Linked DNA regions of Homo sapiens: region 1 is linked to region 2. Evidence: read pairs that join two places in POLR2A ChIA-PET (ENCODE). Cell type or tissue: endothelial cell of umbilical vein. All regions are shown on one strand. Each heading gives the region's core, and the rest is flanking DNA. Links, peaks and the distances in the headings are about the cores only.

Region 1 (9,447 bases), core at 1,013-9,012, 210 kb after region 2:
ACTGAAACTCAACCAGCAGAAACTCTCCAGTAACCAGAAACTCTAATTTTTTGTTTGTTTTTTTAGATATGGGTCTCACTGTCACCCAGGCTAGAGTGCAGTGACTCACTGCAGCCTCAAATTCTAGGCAATCCTCCAGGCAATACGAGCTTGCCCCAATAGATAATCCAATGAAGGCTGTGAACCAAAATTTCAGTTAAAGCAGTTTCCATGGCAGTTCCATGGCTTCTCAAATTGCTGGGATTACAGGTCTGAGCCACTGTGCTCAGCCATGAAACTCCAATTAAAATAGTAGGCAGGGCGCAGTGGCACATGCTTGTAATCCTAACACCTTGGGAGGCCAAGGCAGGAGGATTGTTTGGGCCCGGGAGTTCAAGACCGGCCTTTCAAACATCGCAAGACCCTGTCTCTACAAAAATTAAAATTAGCTGGGTGAGGTGGCACTCACCTTCAGTCTTGTGAGGCTAAGGGTAGGAGGATCGCTTGAGCACAGGAGAGCGAGGCTGCAGTGAGCTGTGATTGCGCCACAGCACTCAGCCTGGGCGACAGAGTGAGGCTTTGTCTCAAATAAAATAAAATAAAATAATTGTAGTAGTGTCCACAAGAATCACCTGCAGACCCCGAAGATCTTAGACTTCGAATATTCACCCTGACTGCTCCCTTTACCTAGAATCCCACTTATCTTAGATCAGTCTAAGTCCCCACCTCTCCATTTGGCTACCCCTGCTTATCCTTCAAAACTCAGGTAAGATTTTCTCCTTAGCCAGGAGCCCTCTTTGAGCATAATTCACTTCCCCACTTCTCCTATAAGCCCCCATAGCATCTTTCAAATTTCTGTGTAGTTAACACATTACATGGCATATTTTGTTTGTCTTTCCCTCTGCCCAGAAGGTAAGCTTCTCAGTCTATTCATGCACCTAGTAAAATGCAATTACTATAGTAGGCAGCTCAACAAATATACACTAAGAAATGTTATTCAGAGTCTTGAAAAGTAGTGAATTGGCCGGCTGTGATGGCTTATGCCTGTAACTCCAGCACTTTGGGAGGCTGAGGCGGGCGGATCACCTGAGGTCAGGAGTTCGAAACCAGCCTGACCAATATGGTGAAACTCCGTCTCTACTAAAAATACAAAATTAGCTGGGTGTGGTGGCAGGCGCCTGTAATCCCAGCTACTCGGGAGGCTGAGGCAGGAGAATCACTTGAACCCAGGAGGCGGAGGTTGCAGTGAGCCGAGATCGCGCCATTGCACTCCAGCCTGAGCAACAAGAGCGAAACTCCATCTCAAAAAGAAAAGAAAAGTAGTGAATTAATTTGATCAAATAAAAGTAGCTTAGATAGCTCTATCTGCAATAAGCTTTGATGCTACAAAATTTTCCAGTGATCTTTAAGAGGAAAAAACTGAGAAGCAGTGTTCACTTTTCTTTCAGTTTCTTCTTTCCAGGAGGATACTAAGAAGTAATGATGCCTCTTTTTTTATGCTTAGAAAAATCTCAGATGAGGACAATCATCTTTATTTCTATTTTCAGCACGGGTTCTTGCTGTGTGGCTGTGAAAATGACTGACAGAAATTATAACCAGGTACCGACTGCTCTGTACTTTTTCTTTCTCTTCCAGGTTCGGGATGGCACGTTCCTAATTCCCTCTTGACCACAAAATGTGAGGATCTAGCCTCAAATCTGCAACGCTTGCGTCTAAGAAAAAAATTGTTTTTAAATTTCCATTTAACAGAAATACAGATGCAGAGCCATATAATCATCGGTCTTTGATCACTCAGCAAATCACAGAACAAGGAACAAATCCTAGAGGGGATGACAGGCCAGTTTTTGACCCTATAGCCCAGCAACCTCAACACAGAACCGGAACCTTTCCCACATTAATCGCAAGGCAAGCAAGTGACAGATTTTTACTTTTTAGTTCAATCTTTTTAAATCAATTATAAAAGATGACAAATATACACCTCTCTTGGGATACTTTAGATAGGGCCTTATATAAGTATTATATGTCCTAAAATCAGGCAGATCTTTCTTTATCCCCGTCACATATTTTACATTTCTGAAAGTAAAACAGGAAATTACTTCAAGAAAATGCCTGGAAGAAAAGCAAATATTTTCAAACTATTCAGAAGAATGGAATTTTTCAAAAATTAAAAGTTGCCAAAGGGAGCCAGGCATGGTGGGTCACACCTGGAACCTCAGTGCTTTGAGAGGCAGAGACAGGATGATCACTTGAGGCCAGCAGTTTGAGACCAGCCTGGGTAACATAGTGAGACCCTATCTCTATAAAAAATTAAAAAATTAGCTGGGCCTGGTGGTGCATGTCTGCAGTCGTAGCCACTCCAAAGTCTGAGGTGGGAGGATCACTTGAGCCCAGCAGTTTGAGGCTGAAGTGAGCTATAATCACGCCACTGCACTCCAGCCTGGGCAAGAGAGCAAGATCATCTCTTAAAAAAAGGGAAAATAAAATAAAATAAACTTGCCAAAGGGGAAAAAAAGCAAGTAATGTCTAATTATTTAAAGCCCAAAGAGAGAAAAAACAGCTGTTATTCCACTATTATGCTATCATATTTGGCTGCCCCTTTCACTGGGTTATTACTATTGGTATCTGGGAATATACCCGGCCCTTCTCTGATCTCCTGTGTCCCAACAGTCCAAAGGAGGGGGATAGCCAGCTGCTTCTCCTTGTCTCATTGTCTGGCCATGGGGAATGCTTTGGCTGTCACTTGCAGCTCCTCTTCTGAGTCTGTAGCGACTGGGGAAGTGCCTAGCTGGTTTTATCTTTTCTAGATGCAGAGGATGCAACAGGGAACCAGAAACGCCTTCCTGAAAATGTCATTTGTTTGTATTTTCTGGGTCTCTTACAGAATCTCTGGGACTCATGCAGAGGCAGAAAAGGATACTCTCTATCTCCCTATGACTTTTATTAAATCCTAAGATTTTAAAATGTAGTAACTGGGACTCATTCTGATCTTAGTTGAATGAATTCTCATTACTGTGTTTCTTTTCCATGTTAAAGAAATATAATATTTGTGCTTCCTTAAAACTAAAATTACAACTGAAATCAGCATAGTGAGTGGTTCACTTAGAGTGGAAGGTTTAAAGCAATAGAGGAGTTTATATTTAATAAAATTACTCATGTGGCCCGGCGCAGTGGCTCATGCCTGTAATCCCAGCACTTTGGGAGGCCGAAGCAGGTGGATCACCTGAGGTCAGGAGTTCGAGACCAGCCTGGGCAACATGGTGAAACCCTGTGTCTCTACTAAAAATACAAAAAAATTAGCCGGGCCTAGTGGCAGGCGCCTGTAATCCCAGCTACTCAGGAGGCTGAGGCAGGAGAATCACTTGAACCCAGGAGGCAGAGGTTGCAGTGAGCTGAGATTGCGCCATTGCACTCCAGCCTGGGCGACAGAGCAAGACTCCTTCTCCAAAAAAAAAAAAAAAAAAAAAAATTACTCACAAATCTATAATTGCCTCCTCCTTCTACTTGGTTTTACATTTTCCTATATCCTGTGATTTATTGCAAGTTACTACCAATACCTTTTGAAGTCCATATGGGTAAATATTGTAAGTAAATAACTAATATATAACATTTTCTTTTTTTTTTTTTAGAGATAGGGTCTCTCTCTGTCACCCAGGCTGGAGTACAGTGGTGTGATTACAGCTTATGGCAGATTCAACCTCCTGGGCTCAAGCAATCTTCCTGCCTTAGGCTCCCAAGTAGCTGAGACCACAGGCACATTCCACCATGCCTGACTAATTTTTTTTTTTTTTTTTTTTGTAGAAACAGGATCTCACTATGTTGCCCAGGCTGGTCTCAAGCTCATGGGCTAAGTGATCCTCTTGCTTCAGCCTCCCAAAGTGCTGGGATTACATGCATGAGCCACCATGCCTGGCCTAAAACATTTTCTTAATCATCACTGTGTGCTTATGTGTTCTGGCACTGTTCTGTATGCTATGGAGAAAGGCTAATAAGATATTTTGGGTCCTTTATTTATTTATTTATTTGTTTATTTTTTATGCTGAACCCAATTGTTCGGAATATTTTGTGTCCTTATGTAGATTGTAACCCAGAGACTCAGATAAGGAGTGATACCTTATTTATACTATTTATCCACAAGTCAGGCATTACGTTTGAAATGTTTTTCTAGTAGTACTAATGAGCTTGTGCTGCACCAACCACTTACTCCTTAGTGGCTTCTTCTTTGACTCATGCATACATTTTATAGAAGTCTTAGAGTAGGGACTGTGGGTTTTGTTCCTGAAACAAAACAGAGATAACTAGAACACACCGGTTTCTAATTCCCAAGCCTGGCCTGATTTCTATCATCCTCTAACCTGCTAATCACATCTCCACGAAGAAGGGAGCCAAGTGCAGAGAGGAACATGTTTCCCAGTTTTAATTGCAACAATTTATGTAACAGCATGTGACACCAAGCTCTAATAAACTGGCAAAGATCAAATCAACAAATACATAGCATGATATATGATGATAAATGATAAATATATAATGCAAGTTTATTTTATTTCTCTTGGGATAATGCTGAAAGGAAGAACAGAGATAATTAAAGGGAGAAAGTAATTTGTTTGCAAATATTAGGAACATCTTCTGAAAAGGCCAAGAGGCAGAAAGGAAATGGAGACTGTGGAAATGATTTATGAAAAATAAGGAAACAAAAGTACCTGATGGACTTATAGACTGTAAATCAGCAAAGACACGATTGGTAATGAAGGCCATTAAGACAGAACTAACTGGTGGAAAGTGCTGGAGCCTGCAGTCAATATCTTTAACTTTATTTAGAAGGGTGCTATAGAATTTTTGAGGCCTAATAGACCATAGAAGTGGCATTTGAGAGAAGGATTTTAAGATCCTTAAGAAAATAAACCATTTAGAATCAGCCAGATTGATAAGTAAGTGTAATCTTCTGTTTATGGCAGAAGAGCTATGAGAAGTTCAGAGAAGAAAAACAACAATATAATTTAGTTATTAACTATAGGGGCAGGGGGCAGAAAATAAGACTCAGCATTCCTAAAAGATGAATTTCATGATCTGCCTTACTCTTTGGTAGGATTTATAGGCATTGCAGCATTACAGTTTTTACATCATAGGCAGTGTCTGCCTTCACGGCGAACATGGGTTTCCAAGTCTCCTAGCAGCTATTTAGCCTCAGAATAGGTCCGTTAATAACAGCACAAATTCTTTCTTCCATCCATTCTCACAGGTACAGTGGTAATCTCAACTTTTTAGAGTCGGAAGGAAACTCCGAAGACATTCTAGTTCAACTTTCTCATTTTACAGGTTAGAGAGGATATATGATTTGTTCAAGGCCATACAGTTAGTTTAGTGCTGAAGGAGAGTAAAACCCAGGCTTACAAGTTCTCAATAGTGTTGCCAAATGTATTTGTTTCTATTTCAAATATGCCAAATGTATGTTTATTCTATTTTGAAAGGACCAGTTAGCCAAATATTATTCTAGTTTTTGAAAAAATGATAAAGTGCCATGTTAAACAGAAAACTGTGAAGTCATACCACTTTTTTTTTAATTAAAAAAAATAGAGGTCGGGCATGGTGGCTTATGCCTGTAATCCCAGCACTTTGGGAGCCCGAGGTGGGTGAATCACTTGAAGTCAGGAGTTTGTGACCATTCTGGCCAACATGGTGAAACCCCGTCTCTACTAAAAAATACAAAAATTAGCTGGGCATGATGGTGGGCACCTGTGATCCCAGCTACTTGGGAGGCTAAGGCAGGAGAATCACTTGAACCTGGGGGACGGAGGTTGCAGTGAGCCGAGGTCACACTACTGCACTCCAGCCTGGGCAAGAGAGTGGGACTTGCCTCAGAATAAAAAAAAAAAGAGAGACGGGTCTCATTCTGTCGTCCAGGCTGCTCTTGAACTCCTGGGCTCAGGCTATCCACCTGCCTCGGCCTCCCAAAGTGCTGGGATTACAGGCGTGAGCCACTGCACTCCTGCCTTTTTCTTTTCTTTTCTTTCTTTTTCATGTTTTTTTTCTGAGACAGAGTCTCACTCCCTTGCCTAGGATGGAGTGCAGTGGCATGATTACAGTCATGAGCCATCATCCCCAGCTTTATCTCACATTTTTTTTTTTTTTTTGAGACAAAGTTTCACTCTCGTCGCCCAGGCTGGAGTGCAATGGCGTGTTCTCGGCTCACTCAACCTCCGCCTCTTGGATTCAAGCAATTCTCCTGCCTCAGCCTGCTGAGTAGCTGGGATTACAGGCACCTGCCACCATGCCCAGCTAATTTTGTATTTTTAGTAGAGACTGGGTTTCACCATGTTGGCCAGGCTGGTCTCAAACTCCTGACCTCAGGTGATCTGCCTGCCTTGGCATCCCAAAGTGCTGGGATTACAGGCATCAGCCACCGCGCCTGGCCTATCTTACTTTTATCTAACATTTTTATTTCAAAATATTTCAGACATACAGAAAAAGATATAGTATAATAAATACACATGTACATACCACCTTGCTTGAAAGTATCCTAACATTTTGCCATTTTTTTGCTTCACATCCTTCAAAACAAATAATACAATAAAAATACAGGTAAAGTTTCCTGTATTCCTCCCCATCTCATTCCCCTCTCTCCCTTCCTCCTCAGAGGTAACTGCTATCCTAAAATACATATCATCTCCCTTCATTTTTTTTTTTTTTTTTTTTTTCTGAGTCGGAGTCTTGCTCTGTCGCCCAGGCTGGAGTGCAGTGACACGATCTCGGCTCAATGCAAGCTCCGCCTCCCAGGTTCACACCATTCTCCTGCCTCAGCGTCCTGAGTAGCTGGGACTACAGGCGCCCGCCACCATGCCTGGCTAATTTTTTGTATTTTTAGTAGAGACGGGGTTTCACCGTGTTAGCCAGGATGGTCTCGATCTCCTGACCTTGTGATCCACCCGCCTCAGCCTCCTAAAGTGCTGGGATTACAGGCATGAGCCACCACGCCCAGCCCTCGCTTCATATTTTTATACTTTTATAATACATATAGGTATCTACAAACAACAGATAACATTTTTCTTATTTTTAAGTATATAGCATCATACTCTACATATCCTTTTACAATTTGTTTTTTCCATTCAACGTTATATTTTTGAGATTTATCCATGTTGATAAATGTAGTTCTTCTATTTCTTCTGTTTTCACTGATATATAGTATTCCCATTCTTTCTTTTTTTCCTACTGATTTTCTGCTTACAAAAATAAAAATATATAAACCTCCAATTTTTGGATTCATTATTGTTATAATCAGTAAGTAGAAAACTAAGTCACTCTGACATGAAGAGTCAAGTTTAAATGCTTGGGAAATAAGGAGGTGGAGGTTGCAGTGAGCCACTGCAGAGTGCCACTGCACTCCAGCCTGCATCACAGAGGGAGACTCCATCTCAAAAGAAAAGAAAAAAAATACCTGGGAAATGATTTTTCAGAAATAGTGAAGCTAAAACAAAAATGAAATTGTAGGTCCTACATTTCAATGACACAATGAAAAATGTTAAGAAGCCATTGAAATGAAATTTTTAGAGTGTCAAACACAAGATTAACAATTATCTTTTGTTTAGAAAAAGACAAGGCTGAATATTATATTTGCATACCAGTTACCACAAAATTTAAGTGAAATCTATATGGTTATTCTATCTCAGCAATAGAAAATTTCTTTTCTAAGCCTATTTATTAAAAATGGCAAAAAACAAATTCTCTGTAACCTCAAAAGTTTTATTTTAGTAGCTTCAACAAGAATAATTTTTTATTACAGGTAATTACATTTGTTATAATGATTGCTATAGAAAGTTTGTTTACTCTAAGTTTAAATTATAAACTATGTGTCAGCACTGTCCTGGGTACAAGAAGAAAAAAAAAATCATAGAAAAAAAATTATAGACTATGTTTGATCTAGGAGGTTGATTTTTCTTAGTAATGTTATAATTAAACCAAAAGTTTAGTGTAAAACATTAAACTTTTTCTTGTTAATTTAGATGTACAATTAATATATAAACCTTATGTAATATATAAGGGTATTCTTTTTAAGTAAGTTGACTTCCTAGAAAAATAAATGACTTAAACACACAAAAATCCATGTAGAATCTGACTTTTCCAGGACATAGTTGTATCAACAAACCATAAATTATTTCTCCATTTTCTATTAATATTAATTTAGGTCTTTTTTTTTTTTTTGAGACGGAGTTTCACTCTTGTTGCCCAGGCTGGAGTGCAATGGCACGATCTCGGCTCACTGCAACCCTGCCTCCCAGGTTCAAGCAGTTCTCCTGCCTCAGCCTCCCGGGTAGCTGGGATTACAGGCACGCGCCACCACGCCCGGCTAACTTTGTATTTTCAGTAGAGACAAGGTTTCTCCATGTTGGTCAGGCTGGTCTCGAACTCCCAACCTCAGGTGATCCGCCTGCCTCGGCCTCCCAAAGTGCTGGGATTACAGGTGTGCGCCACTGTGCCCAGCCTAATTTAGGTCATTTCTAATTTTTTTGCTATTACAATGTTTTTGGTACTGTTCTGGTACTTATCATCTTGAGCACATGTCAGAGTTTCTGTAGGGTACACACCTAAAAATGAAATGTTAGGTCATAGGGTATGAGTATCTTCATCTTTACTAGATATTGTCAAATTCCTTTTCAAATCAGCTCTACCAATAAGCACTATATATACAAATGCATTGCTTGGCATTGTTAGATTTTTGAAATTTTTGTAAAGATGATGGGTATAAAATGTTTACATATTACATATTACATTATTATTAATATTAAATATTGCATATTTTTTGTTTGCATTGCCCTGGTTACCAGTAAAGTTGAATATCTTTTCATATATATGTATTAGCTATTCAGATTCTTCTTCTATGAATTCTTATTCTTTGTGAATTTCTATTTAGAGTGTTTCTCTTTTTCTTGTCCATTGGTAGAAATTGTTCAAATATTCTGAATCTTAGTCCTAGTCCTTGCTAGTTTTATATCTTGCATATATCTTCTACCTATGGCTTATTTTTTCACTTTCATTATGGTGACTTTTGTTGGATAAAAGTTGTTTACCTGTAATCCCAGCACTTTGGGAGGCCAAGGCGAGCAGATCACCTGAGGTTGGGAGTTCGAGACCAGCCTGACCAACATGGAGAAACCCCGTCTCTACTAAAAATACAAAATTAGCTGGGCTTGGTGGTGCGTGCCTATAATCCCAGCTACTAGGGAGGCTGAGGCAGGAGAATTTCTTGAACCTGGGAGGCGGAGGTTGCAGTAAGCAGAGATCACACCATTGCACTCCAGCCTGGGCAACAAGAGCGAAACTCCGTCTCAAAAAAAAAAAAAAATTGTTCATATTAGCATACTCCAGTTTATCAATTGGTTCCTTCTGTTTTGTAATTTTGTGCCTTGAGATATCCCTCCTTATCTGAAGTCACAAAAGTATTTTCTTTAAAAAATTTTGGAATTTTTATTTTCATTT
Region 2 (9,447 bases), core at 1,034-9,033:
GCCTATAATTCCCAGCACTTTGGGAGGCCAAGGTGGGTGGATCACTTGAGGTCAGGTGTTTGTGACCAGCCTGGCCAACATGGTGAAACTGTCTGTACTAAAAATACAAAAATTAGCCAGGCGTGGTAGAACAAACCTGTAGTCCCAACTCCTCGGGAGGCTGAGGAAGGAGAGTCGCTTGAGCCTGGGAGGTGGAGGTTGCAGTGAGCCGAGATCACGCCACTGCATTCCAGCCTGGTGACAGAGTGAGACTGTCTCAAATAAATAAATAAATAAATAAATAAATTTTAAAAAGTTAGGTAAGCAGGTCTAGAGAGTTGTGGCACAGCTAAATAGTCATAGAACTGGGACTAGAATTCTCTTTTGAGGCCTTAGAATTTGGTCACGCTGCAGTATATCCTGCATCTCAAAAGCTTTGTCTTCTGAGGGTGAATTTGTTGAAAACCACCAAGAGGATCTCAGGCCAAATAAGGTAGATGACCAGATTTGATAATCTGCTATTAGTCCAAAATGAACTGGCTTTAACAAGAATGTTTTCCTTGAGAATTGTAGTGAATGAATAGCCTATTAAATGCATCGCAAAAACTAGATCCCCCTAAAAGACAACAGGGAATGATAGACTATCCCATTTGATTCATCTCATATATACACAGCAGTCTCAGAGTTGCAGTGCCAGTACCACCACTACTAATTATGATCACTTAGACATAATTACTAATTATGATTGCTACTATGAAACTTATGAAAAAAGTTTAAAATTTTTAAATTGAAGATGCTTTTCTCATCCTGCCCCCTCCTTTTTTGGTGTACTACATCTTCATGTTCACTGTTGGGCCATATAGCCATTACATATTGAATTCTCCCTGAAAGTCTTCTTTAGAATTGATTTGCTAAGTAGCTCTGTGTTTAGTGCTTTGCTCCAGTTCTTACACCAGTGTTTCTGGTTGTTTTGGTCTGAAGCTTGTTCTCTAGTTCTAGATATGGCAAATTTTTTTTTGAAGAAGGCTACATATTAAATATTTAGGCTCTGTGGGCCAAAAATGGTCCTGTTAATGTATTCGTGAGTGTGTGTGTACTTAACAACACATTTTTTAAATGTAAAAGCCATTCTTAGCTTGTTGGGTGTGGTGGCTCATGCCTGTAATCCCAGCACTGAGATGGCTGAGATGGGAGGATTGCTTGAGCTCAGGAGTTTGAGACCAGCCTGGGCAACACAGTGAAGACTCCATTTCAAAAAAAAAAAAAAAAAGCCATTCTTAGCTTGAGGACTGCCAATCCTTGCTTTAGTAGATTCCTCATAAGGGGCTCATGGAGACAATATTCCAGTTTTGCTGGATATAAAATCCTTGGCTTACACTTTATGTATTTTAAATATGTTACTTCATTTTCTTCTCACATAAAACATTGCAGTTGAAGTCTGATGACAATCTGATTTTTTTTTTTACTAGACCACTTGGTGTTGGTCATTCTGGGTTGATACTCTCAAGTTTGCAATGTCTTTTTTTCAATATCTACTTTTTAAGTATTTTTTTTTAAGTTTTCTTGATTTCTTTTGTTCCCTTTCGTTGGTCTTCATCTATAAGAACTGCTATTACTCATATTTTGGGTCTTTGCTCATTTTTAGTATTTGTCACTTTCTCCCTTTTATTTTTTTTTAAAAAAAGCAATCCTTAGGTTTGACTCTGATCTTTTTCTCATTTCTTTTTAATTTTTATTGCTAATTCTTTTTGGTGTCTAATTTCTGAATTTTCTAATTCTGATTTAGGTTATTCTTTCATGTCTTGTATCTTTTTGTTTTGTTTTGTTTTGAGATGGAGTATCGCTCTATTGCCAGGCTGGAGTGGAATGGCGCCATCTCGGCTTCCTGCAACCTCCTCCTCCCGAGTTCAAGCGATTCTCCTGCCTCACCCTCGCGAGTAGCTGGGATTACAGGCGCCCAACACCATGCCTGGCTAATTTTTGCCTTTTTAGTAGAGACGGGGCTTTGCTACGTAGGCCAGGCTGATGTTGAACTCCTGACCTCAGGTGATCCGCCCGCCTCAGCCTCCCAAAGTGCTGGGATTACAGGCATGAGCCACCGCGTCCGGCCTCTTGTATCATTTTCTTTTTTTTTTTTTTTTGAGACGGAGTCTCGGTCTGTCGCCCAGGCTGGAGTGCAGTGGCGCGATCTCGGCTCACTGCAAGCTCCGCCTCCCGGGAGCCTCCTGCCTCAGCCTCCGAAGCAGCTGGGACTACAGGCGCCCGCCACCATGCCCAGCTAATTTTTTTTTTTTTGTATTTTTTAGTAGAGACGGGGTTTCACTGTGTTAGCCAAGATGGTCTCGATCTTCTGACCTCATGATGCGCCCGCCTCGGCCTCCCAAAGTGCTGGGATTACAGGCTTGAGACACCGCGCCCAGCCTTGTATCATTTTCTTAAAGACTTAGCTCACTCTGCAATAGGATGCAGTTTGATTTGCTTCCTGGGCACATTTCTGGCATGCTTTCACTGTCTGATATTGTTCTATTCTTTATTCTCTTCATGTGAAATTGATTTTTCTAAATTTTTAGAAGGAAGTGTGGTTCAGGATTGCTTTTCTGATTTCACGTACTCCTCAAACGTTTGACTCCCATTGGACATCCTTCCTTCTGCACATTCATTTTTGCATGGTAGTTTTTTCATATAACCACCCTAAAACTCAGCTTGGCAAAGATAAAATGTCATCAAAAGGAATGTAGGGCAGTCCTATTGAAACTGAGCTCTACATCAAGCCCAGAGCCTGACAGGTGTCAAACGTCACTGTTTATTTCACATTTAAAATATAAAATATACCATGGTGTCCCTGTGAGTTTGCTGTGGTTCCCTGGGACACGTTAGCTCACAATTTGGGGATCACAATCCCAGGTGATGCTGATATTGCTGATCAGGAGACCACACTTGGATGTTTGGCTGTTTTTTGTTTGTTTTCCCCAAAAAACCTACAGGAAGTAAAAAAAAAAAGTACAAGAAGAAAGACTTTCAAAACTTGTACTGCCAGCCATGAAGAAAATTTCTTCCTTTGGACCCATGTACTCATGTATTTATCAATTAAAATGAAATTATTGAAATCAGTTTGGAAACAGTTGTATATGTGTGTATTTGTGGGAGAGCATGCTTGCTTGCAGATGCACACACACCTGCTATGTTTGTTGGGAAAATTAGTATGTGTTCATTTGCTGTAGTCTAGCTTTCTTACTGGAGGGAAAAACTACTTTGAGTAGACAGGAAGGAACAAAAAAAGCATGCTTGCATCCTCATTGACCTTAATGTTCAAGGACATTTGGTGGTAAATAATTGAATTTCCTTTGTAACCTGCCACAGTGAATTTGATTGACTGCTAGTTTGAGATGTGATTGATAAGCCTGCCAAATTTTATAAAGAAAACTTTATATAATGTTTACATTTATAAAATGTTTATGTTTTATAAAGAAAACTTTGTATCTCTCAAGAGAGGGAAATCCAGATTGCCTGGTACCAGCATTTATCATACAGAGAATCTTGGATGTTACTCCCAGTAAAATGTGCCCCTAATTTATACTATAATGAAAATAAAACATAGTTGACCTCTAAAAGAGCAATCAACTGCTTTCAAGTGAACTGCCACATAATGCTAATTAGTTGAAGATTATGCTCTGTTCTCCTTAATGAATTATAAAAAGCAAAACACTAAAAATTAACTCGGGAAGACAAAGTAACTGGTGCTTCCTGCATTTTTCCTTGTTCTTTGTCTTTCTAGGATCCCAGGAAATGTGGGCAACTCATGAGAAGGTAGTGCCCTGGATGGAAGTTAGCTGAACAAAATCAGCTTACTCTAAGCCCTTCTGGCCTCAGCCCCTTTTCTGGATTTTAAGAAATCCAGCAATTGATACAAGATTATAGAGTATACCACTCAGTGAAGTTCAGAGTTCTACTACAGAAAGCCCAAGCCTTGATTTACACTTAACATCTAGGAGAAATGGGAAAGAATCTAGCCATTACTTTCCCCAACAGAGGGATCTGTATAGATGAGATGACCAGCGTAGCAAGCAGCCTGCTATTACCTAATCTCTCACCCAGGATTAACATTAACATGGGCTTTCTAACATTTCACTTTTTACAAACTAGTCTTTAAGATCTTTTTTTTTTTTTTTTTTTTGAGTCTCGCTGTGTCACCCAGGCTGGAGCTCAATAGAGTCACCTCAGCTCACTGCAACCACCATCTCCCTGGTTCAAGCAATTCGCCTGCCTCAGCCTCCTGAGTAGCTGGGATTACAGGCGCACACCACCACACCCGGCTAATTTTTTATGTTTTTGGTAGAGGCAGGGTTTCTCCATGTTGGCCAGGCTGGTCTCGAACTCCTGACCTCAAGTGATCCACCTGCCTCAGCCTCCCAAAGTACTGGGATTACAGGTGTGAGCCACCATGCCCAGCCTAGTCTTGAGGTTCTTAAGATATATAGAAAAAGGAATGTAGATTTTGTTAAGCCTTGCTCTTTTTTTAAGACTGGTTTTATAAATTACAAAGACAAATCCTAGGTTAGAAGAGGCCATCAAGATCAAAGTATTTCTTCCTTAAAAGGATGAGTTTTCATTGTTAATCAGAGGCTAGTTTTAACGGTAGTACTTAAATTAACTGTCCTAGTAGAAAGCTGGAACCTGGAAACTCCTTTATTCTGCCTCTGTAGAAATGGCTTTATACGCCGGGCGTGGTGGCTCATGCTTGTAATCCCAGCACTTTGGGAGGCCGAGGCGGGCAGATCACCTGAGGTCGGGAGTTCCAGACTAGCCTGACCAACATGGGGAAACCCCATCTCTACTGAAAATACAAAATTAGCAGCGGGTAGAGGTGCATGCCTGTAATCCCAGCTACTTGGGAGGCTGAGGCAGGAGAATTGCTTGAACCTGGGGGTGGAGGTTGCGGTGAGCCGAGATTGTGCCATTGCACTCCAGCCTGGGCAACAAGAGCGAAACTCCATCTCAAAAAAAAAAAAAAAGAAAAAAGAAATGGCTTTATACACTATTATGGCAACAATTGAGCTCCTGGTTTCGGTGGACAGTAAATGTTTATCTTACAGTTGTGCTGGGCGAGAAGTCAGGAAAAGGAGCTGAGTGTGTAACTGTGATTTCCTTTTCCGTAGTGTGTTCCATGGGAACCGGTACAAGCAGACTCTATAGTGCTCTCGCCAAGACACTGAACAGCAGCGCTGCCTCCCAGCACCCAGAGTATTTGGTGTCACCTGACCCAGAGCATCTGGAGCCCATTGATCCTAAAGAGCTTCTTGAGGAATGCAGGGCCGTCCTGCACACCCGACCTCCCCGGTTCCAGAGGGATTTTGTGGATCTGAGGACAGATTGCCCTAGTACCCACCCACCTATCAGGGTTATGCAATGGAACATCCTCGCCCAAGGTATGCTGGATGCTTTTGTGCCTCTGCAGTCAAGTTTGCTGTGACTGCCTTTCTGCTTCTGCACATCCACAGTGCACTGTTTTATGTGGAAGGAAGAGGTGTGGGCAGATGGAGGTGACTGCAGCAGCATGGAGAGCTCCTAGAAGAGGTTAAGACAGGGAATCATCTGGTTTTCACTTTTTTTTTTTTTTTAGAAAGAAAAAAGACACTTTAATTGTTCTTGGATAGTCTACAAACATGGAAGGTGTAAAGAATAAACCACGAGTTACTTGCTTTAATTGTAAAAACCAAGTCAGGTGCAGTGGCTCACACCTGTAATCCCAGCACTTTGGGAGGCCGAGGTGGGTGGATCACCTGTGGTCAGGAGTTCGAGACCAGCCTGACCAACATGGAGAAACCCCGTTTCTACTAAAAATACAAAATTAGCCGGGTGTGGTGGCGCATGCCTGTAATCCCAGCTACTCGGGAGGCTGAGGCAGGAGAATCGCTTGAACCCAGAAAGTGGTGGTTGCAGTGAGCTGAGATTGCGCCATTGCACTGCAGCCTGGGCAACAAGATCGAGGTTGCAGTGAGCTGAGATTGAGCCACTGCACTCCAGCCTGGGCAACAGAGTGAGACACTGTCTCAAAAAAATATGTATATATATATATATATATATATACACTTTGTTACAGTAGTAAGGACTTCTTTCCTGGGTCTGCCAAATTAAAAAACAGATGTGTCAATCAACTCTATGTAGCATTGCCTTTTATGTAAGCAGTTGAGATTTTAAGAAAAACAAGGGCCTGATTTTTTTTTTTCCTGGAAAATAAGGGGAGATTCCGTGACTTACCAATCTTTGATTCTTTTTCCCTAAGTAGGAAAAGCTGCCTATTTAAAATAAGTTCCATTCATTCTGAGTAGTGTCCATAATAGTCAGGGTTAAAACTAATACTTGGTGTTAAATATTTGGTGTTTAAAAAAACCAAAAAAATTTTAAAAGAAAATTGGCATTTATTTCATTTTATATAGCTTAGATCCCTGGCACTGCAAAGCAGTTTCCTTAAGTAAGATCTTAATATCCTGGAATATAGTTAACATGAAATCATTTCGAAACAAAAGATCTGTTGTTTGCTTCATCCACATAGTGAGAGGTGATTTAGTTTGGATGGGGTAATACAGTTTGGACAGAGAGCCACTCCAAGCATTTAAAGCAGAGGAAGCATTCTGAGGGTCTTGAGTGATGCCAAACCTCCTGGGTACTTTGAAGTCACGGTTTTGTAAGAGCTGACAACTGACTAGCTTTTTCTTTTCAGCTCTTGGAGAAGGCAAAGACAACTTTGTACAGTGCCCTGTTGAAGCACTCAAATGGGAAGAAAGGAAATGTCTCATCCTGGAAGAAATCCTGGCCTACCAGCCTGATATATTGTGCCTCCAAGAGGTGGACCACTATTTTGACACCTTCCAGCCACTCCTCAGTAGACTAGGCTATCAAGGCACGTTTTTCCCCAAACCCTGGTCACCTTGTCTAGATGTAGAACACAACAATGGACCAGATGGTTGTGCCTTATTTTTTCTTCAAAACCGATTCAAGCTAGTCAACAGTGCCAATATTAGGCTGACAGCCATGACATTGAAAACCAACCAGGTGGCCATTGCACAGACCCTGGAGTGCAAGGAGTCAGGCCGACAGTTCTGCATCGCTGTTACCCATCTAAAAGCACGCACTGGCTGGGAGCGGTTTCGATCAGCTCAAGGCTGTGACCTCCTTCAGAACCTGCAAAACATCACCCAAGGAGCCAAGATTCCCCTTATTGTGTGTGGGGACTTCAATGCAGAGCCAACAGAAGAGGTCTACAAACACTTTGCTTCCTCCAGCCTCAACCTGAACAGCGCCTACAAGCTGCTGAGTGCTGATGGGCAGTCAGAACCCCCATACACTACCTGGAAGATCCGGACCTCAGGGGAGTGCAGGCACACCCTGGATTACATCTGGTATTCTAAACATGCTCTAAATGTAAGGTCAGCTCTCGATCTGCTCACTGAAGAACAGATTGGACCCAACAGGTTACCTTCCTTCAATTATCCTTCAGACCACCTGTCTCTAGTGTGTGACTTCAGCTTTACTGAGGAATCTGATGGACTTTCATAAATACTTGCTTTTGTCTTTTTAATCACAGGAGTCTATTTTTTTTTTTTTTTTTTTTTTTTTGAGACAGAGTCTCGCTCTGTTGCCTAGGCTGGAGTACAGTGGCCTGATCTCGGCTCACTGCAAGATCCGCCTCCCGGGTTCATGGCATTCTCCTGCCTCAGCCTCCAGAGCAACTGGGACAACAGGCGCCCGTCACCACGCCCAGCTAATTTTTTGTATTTTTAGTAGAGACGGGGTTTCACCGTGTTAGCCAGGATGGTCTCGATCTCCTGACCTTGAATCACAAGAGTCTTAACAGGGAATGTTTCAGGAAACAAATAGGATAAGACAATGCCAGAGGAAGGATAGAAACATGGGAAGTTTCTATCATTTCATTTTCTGCGTTTCCAGCATGCCCTTGGAAAAGACTCCCTTTAGTCCCTTTTTCAATTAAAACCTATGGTGAAAAAGGCGTTTGCACTCCAATTTTGGCTTGTGTTGTTTTCTTTTCCTTAATATTACATTTTGATCATTTAAGGGCATTAAATTGGCTTGTTTTGGTCAGGTGTGGTGGCTGCTCATGCCTGTAATACCAACACATTGGGACGCCAAGGTGGGAGAATCACTTGAACCCAGGAGTTCGAGTCCAGCCTGGGCAACATGGCACGAGACCCCATCTCTATTTCTAAAATAATAATAAATTCGGTTATTTTGAAGCTTTTTCAATTTGAGGATGCTATAAAAACTTAGACTTGTTGCTTGAATCTTCCATAATAGTATGTAGGAGCAATTTCTCTAAACAGCATTTTAAGTTATTTATTTGTGGGTTTTTAAAATGTCAACAAAATGCATGGCAGTATTTATTTTTTATATCTTCATATAAAATTAAGTAAATTATAGCATTATGAACATTTTAGAACCATGCAAGAGAAGTTATAGAGAAAGTAATTTATGGTGATTTTCATAAAGCTTTAAAATATTTTCATTTGGGCTATAACAAAATGAGTACAAAGGAACTATTTAGCCTGGAGGGGCTTTTGTTATTTAAATGTCAGATTTCTTTGATACATTCTTCAAAAATAATCCTTGTCCTGCCTCTATGTTCCATTATTGTGTTTCTTTTTTTTTTTTTTGGAGACAGAGTCTCACTCTGTTGCCCAGGCTGGAGTGCAGTGGTGTAGTCTCGGCTCACTGCAAGCTCTGCCTCCCAGGTTCACACCATTCTCCTGCCTCAGCCTCCCAAGTAGCTGGGACTACAGGCGCCTGCCACCACGCCCGGCTAATTTTTTGTATTTTTAGTAGAGACGGGGTTTCACCATGTTAGTCAGGATGGTCTCAGTCTCGATCTCCTGACCTGGTGATCTGCCCGCCTTGGCCTCCCAAAGTGCTGGGATTACAGGCGTGAGCCACAGCGCCCGGCCTTATTGTGTTTCTTGAAGAGATTCCAATTAGTTTTCAATTATTTAACCAATTAGTTTTCATTATTGCTGTTATATTTAAACTTTACCATTGGAATAATATTGGTATGCGTTTGATATTAGTCACTCGATGTCATCATTATTTGTATTGGAATGTGCTATTCACAATAGGTTATTTAGAAGCTGTATGTGGCAGTGGCCAAGAGAGTCAGTAGGACCTTCTTTTCAGAGATAGGAAACTTTCTAGAAAGCCTGTTAATGGGCTTTCATTGAAATTTCCTAAGATAGCCAGATACTGTCATTCAAAATATCTAGAAAGAAGAATGTAAAAAGTTAGATAACCTGGGTCGGGTGTGGTGGCTCATGCTTGTAATCCCAGCACTTTCGGAGGCCAAGGTGGGCGGATCAACTGTGGTCAGGAGTTCGAAACCAGCCTGGCCAACATGGTGAAACCTCGTCTCTACTAAAAATACAAAAATTAGCTGGGCATGGTGGCAGGTGTCTGTAATCCCAG

What was found. Peaks named below come from ENCODE experiments on the same cell type or tissue, not always from the same donor. Only the 100,000 strongest peaks of a DNase experiment are listed, where the experiment ranks them.
Region 1: POLR2A ChIA-PET joins it to region 2 with 5 read pairs; 3 of 35 experiments call an interaction of 5 or more read pairs at or near these places.

What each region holds. Positions count from the first base shown.
Region 1 is chr4:139,243,681-139,253,127 of GRCh38, forward strand. LOC105379412 (a long non-coding RNA gene) reads left to right here. Exons shown (of 4, transcript XR_007058273.1): 4 at 1,615-2,152. Among named protein-coding and RNA genes, the nearest start is that of MGARP, 32 kb to the right of the region's middle. In endothelial cell of umbilical vein, for the core only: no CTCF peak of the experiment used is centred there; no DNase peak of the experiment used is centred there.
Region 2 is chr4:139,037,939-139,047,385 of GRCh38, forward strand. It overlaps NOCT (nocturnin), which reads left to right. Exons shown (of 3, transcript NM_012118.4): 2 at 5,136-5,405; 3 at 6,701-8,001. The coding sequence ends at 7,536. Among named protein-coding and RNA genes, the nearest start is that of NOCT, 27 kb to the left of the region's middle. In endothelial cell of umbilical vein, for the core only: no CTCF peak of the experiment used is centred there; a DNase peak (open chromatin) is centred at 5,123; H3K27ac peaks cover 760 bases.